Linked DNA regions of Homo sapiens: region 1 is linked to region 2. The links are chromatin loops, found by intact Hi-C in ENCODE. Cell type or tissue: CD14-positive monocyte. All regions are shown on one strand. Each heading gives the region's core, and the rest is flanking DNA. Links, peaks and the distances in the headings are about the cores only.

The links. A loop is a pair of places that touch in the nucleus more often than their neighbours do. Peaks named below come from ENCODE experiments on the same cell type or tissue, not always from the same donor. Only the 100,000 strongest peaks of a DNase experiment are listed, where the experiment ranks them.
Region 1: a loop joins it to region 2, with 2.6 times the contacts of the local background. A loop is called at or near these places in 4 of 110 quality-filtered maps.

The regions. Positions count from the first base shown.
Region 1 is chr19:12,794,972-12,799,329 of GRCh38, reverse strand. PRDX2 (peroxiredoxin 2) reads left to right here. Exons shown (of 6, transcript NM_005809.6): 6 at 2,164-2,507. The coding sequence ends at 2,249. Among named protein-coding and RNA genes, the nearest start is that of PRDX2, 4.6 kb to the left of the region's middle. RefSeq lists an enhancer at 2,702-3,111. In CD14-positive monocyte, for the core only: CTCF peaks have their summits at 2,415 and 2,619 (motif pointing right); DNase peaks (open chromatin) are centred at 2,629 and 2,969; H3K4me3 peaks cover 2,040 bases; H3K27ac peaks cover 1,470 bases.
Region 2 is chr19:13,091,316-13,095,706 of GRCh38, reverse strand. It overlaps NFIX (nuclear factor I X), which reads right to left. Exons shown (of 11, transcript NM_001365902.3): 11 at 1-1,072. The coding sequence ends at 1,058. Among named protein-coding and RNA genes, the nearest start is that of LYL1, 9.3 kb to the left of the region's middle. RefSeq lists a silencer at 100-189. In CD14-positive monocyte, for the core only: CTCF peaks have their summits at 1,544 and 1,746 (motif pointing right); DNase peaks (open chromatin) are centred at 686 and 1,726; H3K4me3 peaks cover 1,515 bases; H3K27ac peaks cover 779 bases.

The sequences.
Region 1 (4,358 bases), core at 267-4,266, 300 kb after region 2:
GCTACTCAAGAGGCTGAGGCTGGAGGATCACTTGAGCCTGGGAGGTCAAGGCTGCAGTAAGCTGTGATCGCACCACTGCACTCCAGCCTGGGTGACACAGCAAGACCCTGTCTCAAAAAAACAAACAAACAGGCCGAGCGCGGTGGCTCACGCCTGTAATCCCAGCACTTTGGGAGGCCGAGGCGGGCAGATCATGAGGTCAGGAGTTTGAGACCAGCCTGGCCAACATAGTGAAACCGCGTCTCTGCTAAAAATACAAAAAAATTAGCTGGGTGCGGTGGCAGGTGCCTGTAATCCCAGCTACTTGGGAGGCTGAGGCAGGAGACTCCCTTGAACCCGGGAGGAGGTTGCAGTAAGCCGAGATCACACCACTGCACTCCAGCCTGGGCGCCAGTGTGAGACTCCATCTCAAAAACAACAACAACAAAAAAACCTGTAGGGGTGGGGCAGAGGGACAAAGATGGGACTAAAGGAGCCAAAAAGACAGGAAGATGCTGTGTCTCATGCCTGTAGATGCTGTGTCTCATGCCTGTAGTTCCACCTACTCTGGAGAGTGAGGCAGAAGATTGCTTAGGCCCAGGAATTTGAGTCGAGCCTAGGCAACATAGCAATACCCCATCTCTTTTTTTTTTTTTTTAAGAGATGGGGTATTGGTTAAAAAAAAAAAAAAAAAAAAAGAGGCCAGATGCAGTGGCTCACACCTGTAATCCCAGCATTTTGGGAGGCCTAGGTGGGTGGATCACCTGAGGTCGGGAGTTCGAGACAAGCTTGACCGACATGGAGAAACCCAGTCTCTACTAAAAATACAAAATTAGCCCAGCCTGGTGGTGCATGCCTGTAATCCCAGCTACTTGGGAGGCTGAGGCAAGAGAATCGTTTGAAGCTGAGAGGCGGAGGTTGCAGTGAGCTGAGATCGTGCCATTGCACTCCAGCCTGGGCAACGAGTGAAGCGAAACTCCGTCTCAAAAAATAAAAAAAAAAAAGAGGCCGGGCACGGTGGCTCATGCCTGTAATCCCACCACTTTGGGAGGCTGAGGCGGGCGGATCAAGAGGTCAGGAGATCGAGACCATCCTAGCTAACGCGGTGAAACCCTGTCTCTACTAAAAATACAAAAAAATTAGTCGGGCGTGGTGGCGGGCGCCTGTAGTCCCAGCTACTCTGGCGGCTGAGGTAGGAGAATGGCGTGAACCTGGGAGGCGGAGCTTGCAGTGAGCAGAGATCGTGCCACTGCACTCCAGCCTGGGCAACAGAGCAAGACTCCATCTTAAAAAAAAAGAAAAGAAAAAAAGAAGAAAAAGGAGAGCTGGGTGGCAAAAAGAAATTGAAGAATTAAGAGTAGGAAAAACACCAGCTAGAAAATACTGAACTTGGCCAGGTGTAGTGGCTCACGCCTGTAATCCTAGCATTTTGGGAGGCCAAGGTGGGTGGATCACCTGAAGTCAGGAGTTCGAGATCAGCCTGACCAATATGGTGAAACCCTGTCTCTGCTAAAAGTACCAAAAAATTAGCAGGGTGTGGTGGCGGGCACTTGTAGTCCCAGCTACTCAGGAGGCTAAGGCAGGAGAATCACTTGAACGCGGGAGGCAGAGGTTGCAATGAGCCGAGATCACGCCATTGCACTCCAGCCTGGGCAACAGAGGAGGACTCTGTCTCAAAAAAAAAAAAAAAAAAAGAAAGAAAGAAAAAAGAAGAAAAGAAAAAGAGAAAATACTGAACTTGGCTAGGCATGGTGGCTCACACCTGTAATCCCAGCACTTTGGGAGGCCAAGACGGGCAGATGACTTGAGGTCAGGAGTTCGAGACAAGCGTGACTAACATGGTCTCTACCAAAAATACAAAAATTAGCCAGGCGTGGTGGTGCACCTCTGTAATTCCAGCTAGGGAGTCTGGGGCATGAGAATCGCTTGAACCCAGGAGGGAGAGGTTGCATGAGCTCAGATCATGCTACTGTACTTCAGCCTGGGCAACAGAGCAAGACTCTGTCTGAAAAAAAAAAAAAAGAAAAAATACTGAACTGGGCTTGGAGGGTTTATCTTAATATCCACATTCCTGGGCCTGGACCACTTGCTTCCAGCATTTTCTTCTGCAACACAGGCCCTTGCTTTGCTTCACCTTGAACCTGGGGCTGTAGCCTTCATGTGCATCCTTGTGTCTTCCCACAGTTTGTCCCGCTGGCTGGAAGCCTGGCAGTGACACGATTAAGCCCAACGTGGATGACAGCAAGGAATATTTCTCCAAACACAATTAGGCTGGCTAACGGATAGTGAGCTTGTGCCCCTGCCTAGGTGCCTGTGCTGGGTGTCCACCTGTGCCCCCACCTGGGTGCCCTATGCTGACCCAGGAAAGGCCAGACCTGCCCCTCCAAACTCCACAGTATGGGACCCTGGAGGGCTAGGCCAAGGCCTTCTCATGCCTCCACCTAGAAGCTGAATAGTGACGCCCTCCCCCAAGCCCACCCAGCCGCACACAGGCCTAGAGGTAACCAATAAAGTATTAGGGAAAGGTGTGAGTCTGTGTTGGTGTGCTCTGTCCTTTCGTCCTCCCCTGCAACCCCCTTCCTTCTTCAGGCTCAGGCTTGGGAAACTGACCCTGTGGTTGCTCATCTTCGCCACACGGTGGCGGTCTTATCACATGCTTAGTGCCTGCTCTTTTCCTGCTTGCGCTCAAGGCGGTTTCGGAGGGGTAGGGTATGCCGTTTGTCCCTTGCAAATCCCAGGATGCCCTACATCCAGAAATCTGGCCATGCAAGGCAAAGCCCACATTTTGTCACCAGCCAGCCTGGGTTCAAATGCCGTTTAAGAGCTGTGATCGTCTCTGGGTCTCTTCAGCAGTAAAATGGGACTGCAAACCCAGATCACCATGCACGTGGTAAAATTTGTAGGAGATAAGTTATGTGAAGCTCGGGGCTGAGGCCCCTGTGTAGGGCCCAGTTCCTAGTTCCTAAGACGGCTTCCTCGAGCTGAAAGGAACCCAGCCCAGTGTAGTCTTATGGGGAAGAGGGTGGGGACCCAGTCTTAAGAGCAGAACCAAGAATGAGAGCCTGAGCTACGTGCAGAGTGCAGAGTCCCTGCTGTGAGCTCTGCCCCACCCCAGGCTGGAAAGGTTGCCTGTCTGCCCCTGGGGTGGGAGGGTGGCAGTTAGGCTAGAAGGCAGGTATTAGCAGCAAGGCAGGGTTCCCAGGGGTGCAGTTTAATATTGTGTGCGTTCAGGAAAGTAGTTTTGCTACTCTATGCCCCAATTTCCTCCTACAGAACAGGGCTAATATGCTCATTTAATCCACAGATCCACTATTAATGCTGGTACCCACCTAATACCCTCTAAGGGTCACTCATCTCCCTTGGAATTTAATCTACACTCCTCCCCAAGGCCCCTGCTCAGTCTCCCTTGACATCTGCCCTGTTGTGGTTCACTCCATTCCAGACAGGCTGGCTTCCTGCTGTTCTTTCACAGGCTCACCTGGCTACATGAATTTTGCCATTTAAGAGCTGCTCCCAAGGCCGGGCGCAGTGGCTCACGCCTGTAATCCCAGCACTTTGGGAGGCCGAGACGGGCGGATCACGAGGTCAGGACATCGAGACCATCCTGGCTAATACAGTGAAACCCCCTCTCTACTAAAAATACAAAAAATTAGCCAGGCATGTTGGCAGGTGCCTGTAGTCCCAGCTACTTGGGAGGCTGAGGCAGGAGAATGGCGTGAACCCGGGAGGCAGAGCTTGCAGTGAGCCGAGATCGTGCCACTGCACTCTAGCCTGGGCAACAGAGCGAGACTCCGTCTCAAAAAAAAAAAAAAAAAAAGCTGCTCCCAGTTGAGCGGGGTGGCTCAGGCCTGTAATCCCAGCACTTTGGGAGGCCCAGGCAGGCGGATCACCTGAGGTCAGGGGTTCGAGACCAGCCTGGCCAACATGGTGAAACCCTGTTTCTACTAAAAATACAAAAATTAGCCTGGCATGGTGATGCACGCCTGTAGACCCAGCTACTTGGGAGGCCAAGCAGGAGAATCGCTTGAATCCTGTGGGTGGAGGTTGCGGTAAACTGAGATCGAGCCACTGCACTCCAGCCTGCCTGGGTGACAGAGGGAGACTCCATCTAAAAAACACAAACAAACAAACAAAAAACTGTTACCTCTGATGCTGTTGTTACCCAGGATTTTCTCAGGACCCCACTTCTTCAAATCTGTTGAAAAGTCATGGCCAGGCACGATGGCTCACGCCTGTAATCCCAGCATTTTGGAGGCCGAGGCTGGCAGATGACCTCAAGTCAGGAGTTCAAGACCAGCCTGGCCAACGTGCTGATACCCAGTCTCTACTAAAGATACAAAATTAGCAGGGCGTGGTGGCAGGCACCTATAATCCTAGCT
Region 2 (4,391 bases), core at 242-4,241:
GCGGCAGCGGCGGCTGCCTGGTCCTCCTCGCTCGGCTCCGGGGTCCCCTTTCTGCTCCACCCTCCGGCCCGGCCCCAGCAGGGCAGTCTGCATGAGGGGCAGGGGCAGGAACTGATGGGGCGGAGCGAGGGCACCTGCATGCAGGGCTGGGGGCGGGGGCGACCTGGGGCCCGACTCCCCTCCCTCGTGGCAGGAAGGAGGCCCTCCTGGCCTGCAGAGAGAGGGGAAAGGGGGCCTGTCCCAGGCTGGGACGAGGCCGTCGAGAGCATTCCGACTTTTTCCTACGGACTGTACAGAGGGGTCCAGGGCCCCAGGACTGCTCTTGCGGCTCAGGGTGGGGTGTCAGAACACCCTCCATTCTGGGACACGCAACTAGCTCCAGGGGTCACCCCCTGCCCGCCTGGGGGCTTTTAGCCCAAGGGTGGGGTGGGGTAAGTGGAGGCTGCTCTCCCCCTCCTGGTCGGGAGCAGCTGGGGGAAGAAGCTGGAGCCTTGGCAGAGAGGGAGGGAGGGAGGGAGGGAGGGAAGGGCGGAGTCTGGAGGGGAGAGCCTGAGGGATCTAAACCCCATCATCTTTACAAGCTGGCCCTCCAGGCTCCCTAGGGCAGCTCCGGCTGTGTGGAGGGTGGGGTTCCCCTAGGAAGGGGTGAGGGTGGAGGCCAGGCCCCTTCAGAATTGTGCTGGTTGCTTTGTTTGGGGACTTTGTTCCTTCCCCAGAAGGCCGGGGCGGGGTCAGGGGGAGGAAGGCAGTTCTGCATCCTTTCTTGCTTTCTGTCCTCTACTTGACAGAGTCCATGTCGCGTGTTTCTTTCTGCTTGGCTGCTGGTGCACAGCTCCACCGAGACCCCTTCCAAGGGCTCTCTGAGAACTGGGCTGCTTCTGGGGCCCGCGGGGGTCCCCGGGCTGGAGGAGAGAAGGGCTGAGTGGCTGACGACGTGTAATTTTTGCTTTTCGGTGGGGCTGGGCTGGGCTGGGGGATTTTTCCATTCTCAAAATTTCTTCTCCCCCCTTTCGAGGAACCTCTTCTTCTCATTTTGTTGTTTCTTTTGTCGATCTTATCAGAGGAACCAGGACTGAAACAGGATGAAAAAGAGGCGATACTGAGAACAGCTGGGGCAGGTCCCATCTCACTCCTACCTGGCCCAGTGACCTGGCCCCTCAAGGGTCCAGCTCCCAAAGAGCCAGGGTGCCGGGCAGCCACCACCCACCTTGTTCCCATGGAGAAGAAAGGGCATCCCCATTCTCTCCCTCCCTCCTGCGAGAACCCCGCCCCCTCAGAGACTCTGCCCCTAGTGCTAGAGTCCAGCTGGCCTTCCCGTGGGCACTGTGCCCAGCGGGTGGGACCCCCATGGCTGGCGCTGGCACAGGCCTGAGATCTGGCCATGTTTCCAATTGTTTAGGTTTTTGTGTGGGTCCTGGAGGGTGGGGAAGATGCCAGGCTGGGGCTTTTGTACCCAGAGGGGTTTTAGGAATGGGTTGGGGGTGGCCCAGCTTCTTGCTGAGTTTTCTTTCTGTCTCTTTGGATTAAAAGCAGAAATTCCCATCTATATACCCCAGCCAAGGTCCCACAGGCTGAAAGACTGGGGGCAGGGGAACCACACAGCTTCAGTCCCTAGTAGCGCCAGGCCTGGGGGAGGGGCCACGTAGCCCATGGTGCTGGATCCTCTACCCTCAGGGCACCAGACATTGAGGAAGGACTTGAGGCTCCCTGGGGTGAGCGTCATTTCCTTCATATCGCCAGCAGGGGGCGCTGCCTTCCCACAGACAGGGCCTTGTCTTGTCTGCCTGTGTCTGGTGGCTCAGCTCAGAGCACACCCAGGGCAGACCCCAAGGGTCTGGGCTGCTTGGCTACGCCCTCCATCCAAGGCTCCAGCCCCACCTCCTGGCAAAGTGGTGGGTCAGGGTCTACTGTGGTCTACTGGGCCTGGGTGCACCTGGTAGTACCGTTGGGGCAAAATGAGGGTCCCTGAAAATGCATCTTGGGACCTCTCCCAGGCTGTCACAGACTCTGGTCTGCAGGGGCCAGGCGGAGCCAACTACAGAGCACATACCAGGTCCTGGTTCACTCCACCCCTGCCCTGACCCCACCAGGAAGCTAGGCACAGAGGGGGTACGTGACCTGCCTGAGGCCACACAGCCCTCGGGCAACAGAGCCAGGGTTCAAATGTAAGGGGCAGTGCAGGCTGTGCTCCTAACTGCTGCCTGTGCTGCGAGCACGAGGAAGCAGGGTCTGTGGTGGCCAGAATGCCTGTGCCCTGCCTAGGGTCAGGGTGAGGGCCCAGGGCAGCTCATCTGCCAACTTTTCAAAAGAAGCCAGAAGCCCAAACAGAATTTCGTGTGAAAATTTCCAATATTTAAAACATTGCTTTGGTCAAACATTCTGCCTGCAGGCCAGACCTGCTCTCAGGCTCTGGTTTGGGACTGAGGATAGGGACACTGAGTTTCAGAAAGGGCCTTGGAGATCATCTAGCACTTTCTGTGACAATGGAAATGTTCTCATTTCCATTGCAGTAGCCACTAGCCACAAGTGGTTTCTAAGCACTTGAAATGTGGCTACTGTAACTGAGGAACTAAATTTTTCTTTAGTTAATAATTTAAATGTAAACAGCCACACGTGGCCCGTGGCTACCACAATGGACAGTGCAGATCAAGAGCATCTGGAAATGTGGCGGTTTGGGATTGCCACAATGAGCAGGCGCTGCTGGGTGGGCAGAAATGCTAAATTTCCTGTATGTGCTGGACAGTACGCACAAGAGACCTGCCCTCCCTCAGTGGGGCTCCTCGAGCACCTGCCCCAAGTCCAACCGGTCAATTGACTACAGGCCAAACAGAGGCTCATTGGGGCCTGGCGAGGCTAAGGCGGAAACCCAGGCCTGAGGCATCCCCAGAGTGGGTGGGGGAGAACCGGCCCGCAGCCAGCTCCTGGGCTTCTGGCCCAGGCCCGGGGGTGGGAAGCGCCTGGGCTGGGTGACCCCCACCTGCCACAGGCTTGGGCCTGTTCCCTGGGACCCCCTTCCCAAGGGGAGACTATACAGGAACCCTGTGCCATTGCCCCGAGGTTGAGGGGGAGGCTGACTCTGGTGGTAAGCCCACCCCTCTCCTCACCAGGCAAATGAGGCTTGTGGACAATAGGACAGGGAGGGCCCCACCTGCCCTATCTGCTCCTGGCAGATCATGCCAGGGCCTCACACTGGCCCCTTTGGGGTCTCCTGAGCTGTACAGTTGGGGACAACTGCCAATGCTCAGACTGGGGGGTCCTCCTCAGGGAAGGAAGACTCTGGTTCCAGGTCTGGAGTTAGGGACAAAGGCTGCCCCAAGGGGGCTCCCCGGCACCTCCCCACAGGTCCCAGAAATGGGGGATCTGCTGCCAAGCACAGAGTGGCTTTCTCTGCTCACCCCTCCCTACTTCCTGAGCCAGGTCCAAAATTGATTAAAACTAAGTAAAAAGCGCTGCCCAGGGAATGACAAAATTGCTAAAATTCTCTTTTCTTCCCTCATTCTATTGTTCTCTCTCCATCTGGTGCTCCAGAGATCAGCTAAAGTCACTGGTTACTGTGGAAACCACCCCCGGCTGTACCCCCTGCGCCCGCCCGTTGCAGCCGCCTGCCTGCCCCCAGGCCCGAGGGCTCCAGCTCCGCTTGTCCAGCTTCCGCTCCCCCAACCACTCCCAGACACACCTGCCTGCTCAGGGGCCCTGGACCCCCGCTGGGACTCCTTCCTCCTACCTCCTGGAGCCTAAGACACAGGGAACATGGGGGGAGACAAACTTTCCCTAAACTCTGACTTGGCCCCCAAACGTCCAAGCAAAGTGAGCAAAGAAAGTAAAGGAGGCAGCGGAAACAGGGTTAGCAGGGACGGCTCGTGGCAGTGGTCCTCGGAGCGCACGACCGCAGAGCTGTGAGCAGCCCAGGCAGGCAGCAGGAGGGAGGGAGCGATGGAACCCTGAAGCCTGGTGCCAGCCCAGAGCTGGGAGGGGAGGCCCGCCTGCTGTCCCTTCCTCTCGCACCCCCTCCCGCCTCTGCCAGCAGGGCTCTCTCGGCCTCCCTGGCACAGAGCAGAGGGGGCTGGCTCCAGCCCCTGCTCGGAGCCATTGTTTTTCTTCTCAGCACCCCCAAGTTCAAGTTCATCTGGGTGTTACATCATGTCTGGTTGCTCCTGGAAACCAGACGGGTCAGACGTGACTCTGGGGAAAGGGGGTGGGAAGCTGGAGGGGGTTGAAGTTCTCTTCCCCTCCCCTCCTTGCCACTAGGGAGCTCTGAAGTTTGAAGTTTGACAAAGTTTTTTGGCTTTTTTTTTTTTTTTTTTTTGAGGGAAGGAAAGGAAAAGAAAAAAAAAAAAACAATCTCAAACCACACACACAACTTCCATCCACCAACTTTCTCTGGACTCAGG